Linked DNA regions of Homo sapiens: region 1 is linked to region 2. A link is a loop called in an ENCODE intact Hi-C map of the cell type or tissue named here. Cell type or tissue: HepG2. All regions are shown on one strand. Links, peaks and the distances in the headings refer to the core of each region. The heading gives the core; the rest is flanking DNA. Region 1 overlaps LOC107986287 (a long non-coding RNA gene). Region 2 holds the start of AFM (afamin).

Region 1 (4,407 bases), core at 242-4,241, 52 kb after region 2:
GATGAAAGCAAAATACAACTCTAAGACATTATTGAAATTTGTTCTGGTGGCTCTCTGAACTTTTGATTGCTTACTTTCTTGTGCTCACTTATGTTCTAAATGCTTGAGATTCCGGAACAAGTGATCTTTGGGAAAGAAAGATTTTATAAAACACACCATGCTATACTTCTGCATTTTGGCCTCTTTTAAACAACTCAGTAGAAGACTTTTTAATTTCGAAGAGAAACACAATTTTTATCTTTGTTTCCTTCTTTATTAATAATGAGATTAACTTTTTCTGTTACTGCAAGACTTCTTTAATAAACTGTTTTTTTCTAATCACAGCTAGAATGCAACAAAAATATATTAGAGAATTATCTTTGAGATATCATAATTTATGTGAAATTATTTTGAAAAGTGCTTGTTCATATCTTTTGCCCACTTTTTGATGGGGTTGTTTGTTTGTTTTTTCTTATATATTTGTTTAAGTTTCTTACAGATGCTGTAATTAAATTTACTTATGAAGTAGAAAAAGCAGTGTAAGTTATATCTAGATTTGTAGACTTTGTTGCTGTTGTTAATCACCCCTTTTGATTAAACCTGTTTGAAAAATCATTTATCTCTCATTTTACAAAGTCTGTTAATGGAAACCTGGCTCCTTTCTCTCCACTTATGTTACTTGCCTGTTCTAATAGGGCACATAGTGCCGTAGATGTAGATGAAAAGGCATAATCCTCAACTGCCCTTGTCATCTCCTACTTCAACTTATTCCATCCATTCAAATCCTTTAGTCTCTTTCTCAGAGAACAAAAGATTTTGGATGTTCAGATTCAGGCACTTACTGAATTTTTCTGCATTGTAAAGGCTGGAGGAGAAAAGGTATTTTTTTCTCTTGGAAGCTAGGAACAATTTTGCTCCAACATCACGTGAAACTGAAAAAGTGGGGCTGGGGGTGGAAGAGATTGTTGCCCAGTGTGCTTCTTCCCTGGCCCAGACTGTGTTTCTATACAAGTGGACCTCTGAGGACATACATTTACCTAACATCACTTTCTCCAACTTAGGACAACACTGGGCTTCCTGGAAGCTCAGTTCTCCTTACAGGGCAGGCCCAGACTCCCTATTTCCAGAGAAATTTCAGGGATGTTGCTCAATTGTCAACAGAAGCAAGGGAAACCCAAGCATCTTATACTTTTTGTCTTTATGATAATAGATTTAGCTAGGAAAGTGAGGATGGATAAATTTTGAAGGCTGGTCAACCTTATATTTCATTGCTTATCTAAGCAACTTCTTTTGTTTTTAAATTTAACTTTCATTTTAAGTTCAGGGATACATGTGCATCTAGTTACTTAATTGCTGCACACACTCAGCCTTATCAGCCTTAACCTGATGCCATAATGTAGCTTCAACGTATCACTCTTAGATTTAGATCTTCATCCAATTCTTCTTTCCTGAACCCTTAGTTTATATCCATGACTGCTTAGAGATGTGTAGATGCTACACGGAAGTCTTAAATATCCTTGAGCTCTATATTCACACAGCAAACTATTTGGATTTGCTTTTTAGCCACGCTCCTCAAACCTGTTCTTTTTTCCTGAATATCAATTTTAATAAATTGTGCTACCATCAACCCAGTCTCCTATATTATTCTAGATTATTTTTCTTCACTCTACTTTGTTTCTAAACTAATTGTTGTTTATTAAAATTATCAGTTCTACCTTTCAGAAGTGCTTAAGTCTATCTGGACATTGATTTGGTTCAAACCTCACCATTTTAAAGGTAATTTTTCTCAATAGCCTCTAAATACCTTGTATGTCATTTCCCAAATGTCATGTTTTTATACCTCTAAGACTCTTTATATATAAAGATGAATAGTTCTAAATGCTCTTCTTTTTCTTCAGCTGTTTCAAGCTAACTTCTATTTGTCCTTTAAGATTCAAATTGTTCAAGATCTTCATGGTGACCTCCATCCAGTCTGGAGCCAGTCCCTCTTCTTTCTTCTAAACCATTATATGTGTACTTTTCTTACAACTTCTATTTATAATGTATTATAATTGGTATTGTTTGTTTCACTCTTGGTATTGTTTAATTGTTTCACTCTCCAAGTGTGAGTTTCTAAATGTAGAGACTAGCTTATTCACACCCATACACAATTATTTGTGTATATATGTTTATTAGTACATACGGAAGTGTAGTAGTAATAATATACAACGTGTATAGTAAATTAACAAATAGTGATGTGGTTCAGAGATGAAATACTTCCCAAACTGTGATCTTAAAATAAGAACAACAATAGAAAAACAATAAAACTCTCCATTTGTACTTTGTTGGGCTAAACACGGGAACAATAATACAGTCTGTCTCCTCTTATGTTCTTTAAGAGATGTTTGAAAATCTTGTGACACTTGAGTATGGTCAAGCAGAGAAGCTTTCTTTGTTAGAGTGAGTCACTATAAATGATCTCTTTGTTCTCTCAGTTTGCCAGGGATAAAGCAATATAAGTTACCAACTTTTTCTCTGTTTTTCTGTTAAGAACAATAAAAAATAATCTCAGAATGAAATCTTCAAAAATAACTTCTCCTTTTTATGTTTTATAGAGCCAGCTTATAAACTACCCCTGCTCTAAACAGGCTATCCTATCCAGCAAGGTCACTCAATCCTGTGAACAGCCAGTGCCATTCCAAGGGGAAGGCATATTAACTCAGAAAATGCTGACACACCTGACCTTTCATCCCTGCCACTCAGCAGTTCTACAGAAGACCAATTTGTATGCAAACAATTCACTTACAAGCCAGAATTCCTACAAGCATAATACAGTTTTTCTGTAAACTCTTAGTGATAGAATATGTATTTATGAATTCCTTGGGAAGGGTTGCAAACTCGAATGACCACAAGGGCCAGCCAGGGATGGAGTGGGAACTGTGGGCAGGAGGAGATGCTTTGTAGAGTCCAGAGGTGGCAGTGACTGTTCAGCACCAGAAACATTGCCATATGGGAACTCAGACTTCAGGTAGTTGGGTCTCCTGCATTTTGAGAGAAGCTAGAAATGTCTTGGTATTTAAATGTTCACAACTAACATAGGAATTTAAAAAAAAAAGATGAAGTCAAGTGTATGCAGGTTTTGTTTTAAGGGACTTAGAAATAAGCAAGAGCTTTAGATTCATATACTTTGTCAGCTCTTCTGTTTTAATTAACTTAATATCTACTGCCAGACCCTTGGTAAAACATTTAAAGATTAGAGAGTTGGGGTATTAACATCTCTGGTGTGCATTCAGAAGTGTATATTAACTAGGCAAACTGATTTCAATATACACTAATACATTATTGCTGTGGAAATTGTCTGGAAATGGAAATATTTCCAAAGTCCCTTTAGGGAGTGTTATTTAGAGCTAAACAGAACAACAGAATCTCAGTTTTCCTCAAAGTTCTTTGTAGAATAATCTTAGTTATATTTCCAAAATTATATTTGATACTGGTTAATAAAGGTAAATGCTGCCATCTGAACTCACTTATTATAAATGTCTAAACTTGCATTTGGTAGTAAAATGTTGACAGGCACAACTTCCTAGTGGAAAGCACATTGGACTGTGAGTTGGGAAATGTGAGTTCCAGTCCTAGTTTTGAGTGCATAGCTGTGGAATGGAGGTCAAGTCATTTGATTTACCCAGGCTTTTGTGTTACAACTGTAAATTAAGGTGGTTGGAAGATAACTTCAAAGATCCCTTCTATAATTCTGTTCCTTTGAAAATATTCTAGAGTTCGAATTTCTCTTTCTTGTGACATAGAAGAATGTTTAGATTATGTATGGATGGTTCACTTAAAAGTTTATTTGGGACAGGCAGCCAGCACTTTTTTTGAAAAAATGGTCATACTTACTAATATAAAATTTAGTCTTAAAGATTATTAGGAAAAGTGTATTCTCACCAAACACTTGAAATTATTTTTAGTAAAAGTAAATAGAGTCTCTGAGCCAGAAACTACCCGTTGTTAATCAGGATGTTTCGGGCTCAAGTTCTAAATCTGCCACTCATTACTGTGTGACTTTAGAAAGATCATGTAATTGGCCAGATACAGTGGCTTATGCCTGTAATCCCAGCACTTTGGGAGGTTGAGGCAGAAGGACTGTTTGAGGCCAGGAGTTCAAAAGCAACCTGAGCAACGTAGTGACATCCTGTCTCTACAAGAAATTAAAAAATTAACTGGGTGTGGTAGCCCATGCCTGTAGTCCCAGCTACTTGGGAGGCTGAGACGGGAGAACCTCTTAAGCCCAGGAGGTAAAGATTGCAGTGAGGGGTGATCGCACCACTACATTCCAGCCTAGGCAACATTGTGAGACCCTGTCTCAAAAACAAACAAACAAAAAAAATCATGTATTGATTTGATTTTCTTATCTTAAAATGTAGGCAATAAAACCTCTCTTCTAGCTTTCCA
Region 2 (4,407 bases), core at 150-4,149:
ATAAATATGCTATTCCTCAATAATTATTCACCTATGACTTTATCATTCTTTCATGAAACTGGCCTAAATCAGCTATTACTATGGTGGTTACAAATGTTTATGCTTTGTTTCTAACTACAATTATTAGTTGGCATTCTTCTGTAGAGAAGAACTTTCCTTTCCCAATTTTTAATTTTGTATTGGTATAGGTTCATGAATTTAAAAAAATTCCTGTGTTATAATATATTCCAGTAATTATTTATTTTAATTATCAAGTTCTCATCGGCTTCCATTGCATTTAAAAAACTCTTTTTACTTTAAAGGCCTGGTGTGGTGGCTCATGCCTGTAATCCCAGCACTTTGGGAGGCTGAGGTGGACGGATCACAGGGTCTGGAGATCAAGACCATCCTGGCTAACACAGTAAAACCCCATCTCAACTAAAAATACAAAAAATATCCTGGCATGGTGGGGTGCACCTGTAATCCCAGCTACTCAGGAAGCTGTAGTAGGAGAATCGCTTGGACCCGGGAGGCAGAGGTTGCAGTGAGACACGATCACGCCACTGCACTCCAGCCTGGGTGACAGAGTGAGACTGTCTCAAAAAAAAAGGTAATAAAAAATATATATATTTAAGGCGTGCAAGATGATGTTTTGAATACATATACATAGTGACTTGAGTACTACAGCCAAGCTAATCAACGCATCCGTCTCTTGACGTATTTTATTTATTTATTTATTTTTGAGACAGAGTCTTGCTCTGTCCCCCAAGCTGGAGTGCAGTGCGCGATCTCGGCTCACTGCAACCTCTGCCTCCCAGGTTTAAGTGATTCTCATGCCTCAGTCACCTGAGTAGCTGGGATTACAGGCGCATGCCACCACTCCCAGCTAATTTTTGTAGAGACAGGGTTTTGCCATGTTGGCGCAGGTTGGTCTTGACCTCCTGGCCTCAAGAGATCCACCTGCCTCGGCTTCCCAAAGTGCTGGCATTACAGGTGTGAGCCACCACGCCCAGCCAGTTATCTATTTTTTTTTCTTTTAAGACAGTGTGAATTCTTAAGACCTAGTCTCTTAGCATATTCTAAGCATACAATACAGTATTATTAGCTGTAGTCCATGTGATGCATTTGAACTTACTCATTCTACGTAACTGAAACTTTGCACCCTTTGACAAGCATCTCCCCATTTCCTCTACCTCCTGCCCTTGATAACCACCATTTTATGCTCTGTTTCTAGTTTGATTTTTTAGATTCCACATATAAGTAGGATTATGCAGTGCTTTTCTTTCTGTGTCTGATTTATTTCACTTAACATGATGTTCTCCAGGTTCATCCACATATTCTCATATGGCAGAATTTCCTTCTTTTTAAAGATTAAATAGTATTCCATTGTGTGTGTGTGTGTGTGTGTGTGCGTGTGAGATTTATTTATTTATTTAGTTTTTTATATGTTGACTGACAGGTTGTTTTCATATTTTGGCTATTGTGAATAATGAGGTAATAAACACCGAAGTGCAGGTATATCTTCTTAATTTTTTATTTTTAATTTTTGTGAGTACATAGTAGGCGTACATATTTATATATCTTTGAGATACTGATTTCACTTCCTTTGGATATATATGCATAAGAGAGATTGCTTGATTATATCTGTTCTGGCCCTTTGTTCCTTTAACATTTGCAGTATTTTAAGTTTTTTTTTGGTTGTCTATTTGATTAAGTATTGTGCATACTTAGCCTGTGGACTTTTGTTCCAACTCAGTAGATTTTTTCCAGCGAAACACAAAGGTAATTTTTTTTTCTGGTTAATATTTAGCAAGAATTCTGCAGAGTGATCAAAAAAATCAAATACTCAGTATTTCAGAAATAGATTAAATAGGTTACTTTTTTACTGATAATGTGAAAGAATGATATAAAAACTTGATTTTCCTCAACAACATTACTTTCTTTTGTAAATGTGGTTTCTACAAAGATGAAACTACTAAAACTTACAGGTTTTATTTTTTTCTTGTTTTTTTTGACTGAATCCCTAACCCTGCCCACACAACCTCGGGATATAGGTAAGAAATTTACTTGTATATCAGCTAAAGCATGACCAGTTAGGATAATTTCTATTTTTAAAATTTTGTTTTCTTTCAAGTTAATTCTTTACTTGCTTTTTTCACCCTCTCACTAATTTACATAGGCTAACCAGTTATCCAAAACTAACCTTTTCAGAATTTTTATTTTGATGGTAATTTTTATATTACCAAGTCTATATGAAGAAAGAGTTGTCACATCTGAAGAATAATCAGCAGTCTATGACAGGACAGAAAGTGTTGCTGGGAGATACATTTGGATTTTAATGTTGGTATTTCTTGCATATATGTATAGTTTATGGTAACAGTGGAACAATAGATGTTAACTGGGATTTTTCTGGAACCTTTGGTTGTCCAACATATTTCCCAACTATATCTTTATGGAATGCAGAACCTAGTTCCTCCTTCAACTGTACAGTTTGAACATCCCTCCTGAGCCTGGCCAAGGCCATCTCAGTCTGTAGGAAGGGATGACTTTTTTTATTTCTTCCATCCAAAGGGGAAATATTTTGAACCTCATATGTCTAGAGGAGGTGTCTTTTTCTAATCCTTTTTGGCCTAGAAGGAGCTCCTTTCTTTGACTTGAACAAATGTGCCCTAAGCATGGCAGTGGCCCTGAAGGCATGGATCGTGTCTTACGTGTCTTACTCAATTTGACATGCCCCTACAATACCAGCTAGTGAAGACTGGTCATTTCTGAGTTTTCCTGCTCCTTTTCCCTCGTAACAACCTGTTTCAAAATCTTGATTTTTTGCCTCTTTAATATCTTTTGTATCTATATTTTCCTTTTCATTTCCATTACTCCTACCAAAATTTAGATCTTGCTGATTTCTCAGTGTGACAGTTGCAAAGTCTCCTATGGCCTTCTTACTTTGTCCCATCCACCCTTCTTTTGCCCATTTATTTGACAATAGTTCTTTCTACCTTTTTCTATTTGTCTGGCACTGTGGAAAGTCCCATGACATTACATATACCACTACCTGACTCGTATTTCTTAGTGTATAGAAATGATCAGATTACTATCCTATATAAACATTTTCCAGGGCTCTCCATGTCTTCCAAATGAAGCCCATACTCCTTAGCTTTATATACAAGACTCCTATAATCTGGGCCCAGGTTCTTTCTATCCTAGGTACCATTATTCCTCTTTGTGACCCACTTTCTCATCAAAATAGATTGACTTTCCCTAAATACTTCTCAAGATTTCTTAATGCATTTATTCACATCATTCTCTCTCCACACAGACAGACAGGGTTTTTCATTTTTCCGTCAGCTGAATCTCTTACATTTACTCATGCTCAACTCATATCTCACTCCTCCTATAATCCTTTTTTTTCTTTCTTTCTCACCCAGGATTCATAAAGCATTCCCAACTTAATCCCATTCTAAATTAGATTATTGTCACATGCACGAGTAACTTCTATTAGAGAGCAGCTTAGGAACCTGATGTCAAGGGGAGATATTTTAGTCATTGTTGATTGCTTCACAGGGTCCAGCACAACACTTTGCAAAAAATAAATGTAGCTTATGTGAACAAACATAAATATGCTCCAATTAGTGTATGCTCATTGGGAGGGAATCCATGATTTTAGGTGGATCTGGAGATGACCTAAATAGCTGTGACTGAGTAGCGCTAAAAACTATGCTGACCACCAGCATGCTACAGCATCTCTCATCAGGCTCTGTTATGGCATTGAATCAGCCATTAGTTAATCTTCATATCACTTCTCTAGTCATAAATGATAGACATTTAGCATGGTAATGTATTTGACATTTCTATCTGGGGAGCCATCAATGGCAAATTTAAAGTCTAGTCAGATTAAGATTTATTTAGGTCAATTCAATTTGGTAAATATTTCTTGAACACATAATCAACAATGACTAAGATTTCCTATTTTGTTCACATGACTTATTTGTTTCTTGTTAAATATGCAAAATTATCTCCTGTCATCAGTGGTCTATTTTGTATTTTATACACTTAAATGCCATGTATAGTTATTTATTTGAAAAATGTTAGAAAACCATGCTATGTAATAACCTAAATATTCTTGCTTTTCAGAGAACTTCAATAGTACTCAAAAATTTATAGAAGATAATATTGAATACATGTGAGTTGTGCTAAATACTTTTTGATGATGATTTTTAAAATGATATATTCTAGAAATGTTAATGCTTCTCAAAAGTAATTTAACTAAATAGAAGCCATATCCAAGAAGACAACTTTAATTATAAAATTCAGGCAAAGAAGTTGTAAAATTTATAGCCATTACAATAGATAATTTCCTGAGGCTAGTCAGGATGTTCCTGTGACTTTTTCTTGACCATAAATGGAAACTCTGCAACTGATCTTTGTATA

The links. Hi-C counts contacts between places; a loop is a spot of excess contacts. Peaks named below come from ENCODE experiments on the same cell type or tissue, not always from the same donor. Only the 100,000 strongest peaks of a DNase experiment are listed, where the experiment ranks them.
Region 1: a loop joins it to region 2, with 1.9 times the contacts of the local background. A loop is called at or near these places in 1 of 110 quality-filtered maps.

The regions. Positions count from the first base shown.
Region 1 is chr4:73,531,319-73,535,725 of GRCh38, forward strand. LOC107986287 (a long non-coding RNA gene) reads left to right here. Exons shown (of 2, transcript XR_001741722.2): 1 at 1-1,755; 2 at 2,574-4,407. Among named protein-coding and RNA genes, the nearest start is that of LINC02499, 25 kb to the left of the region's middle. In HepG2, for the core only: no CTCF peak of the experiment used is centred there; a DNase peak (open chromatin) is centred at 2,703.
Region 2 is chr4:73,479,831-73,484,237 of GRCh38, forward strand. AFM (afamin) reads left to right here and starts at 1,915. Exons shown (of 15, transcript NM_001133.2): 1 at 1,915-2,033; 2 at 4,111-4,159. The coding sequence starts at 1,946. In HepG2, for the core only: no CTCF peak of the experiment used is centred there; a DNase peak (open chromatin) is centred at 1,721; H3K4me3 peaks cover 704 bases.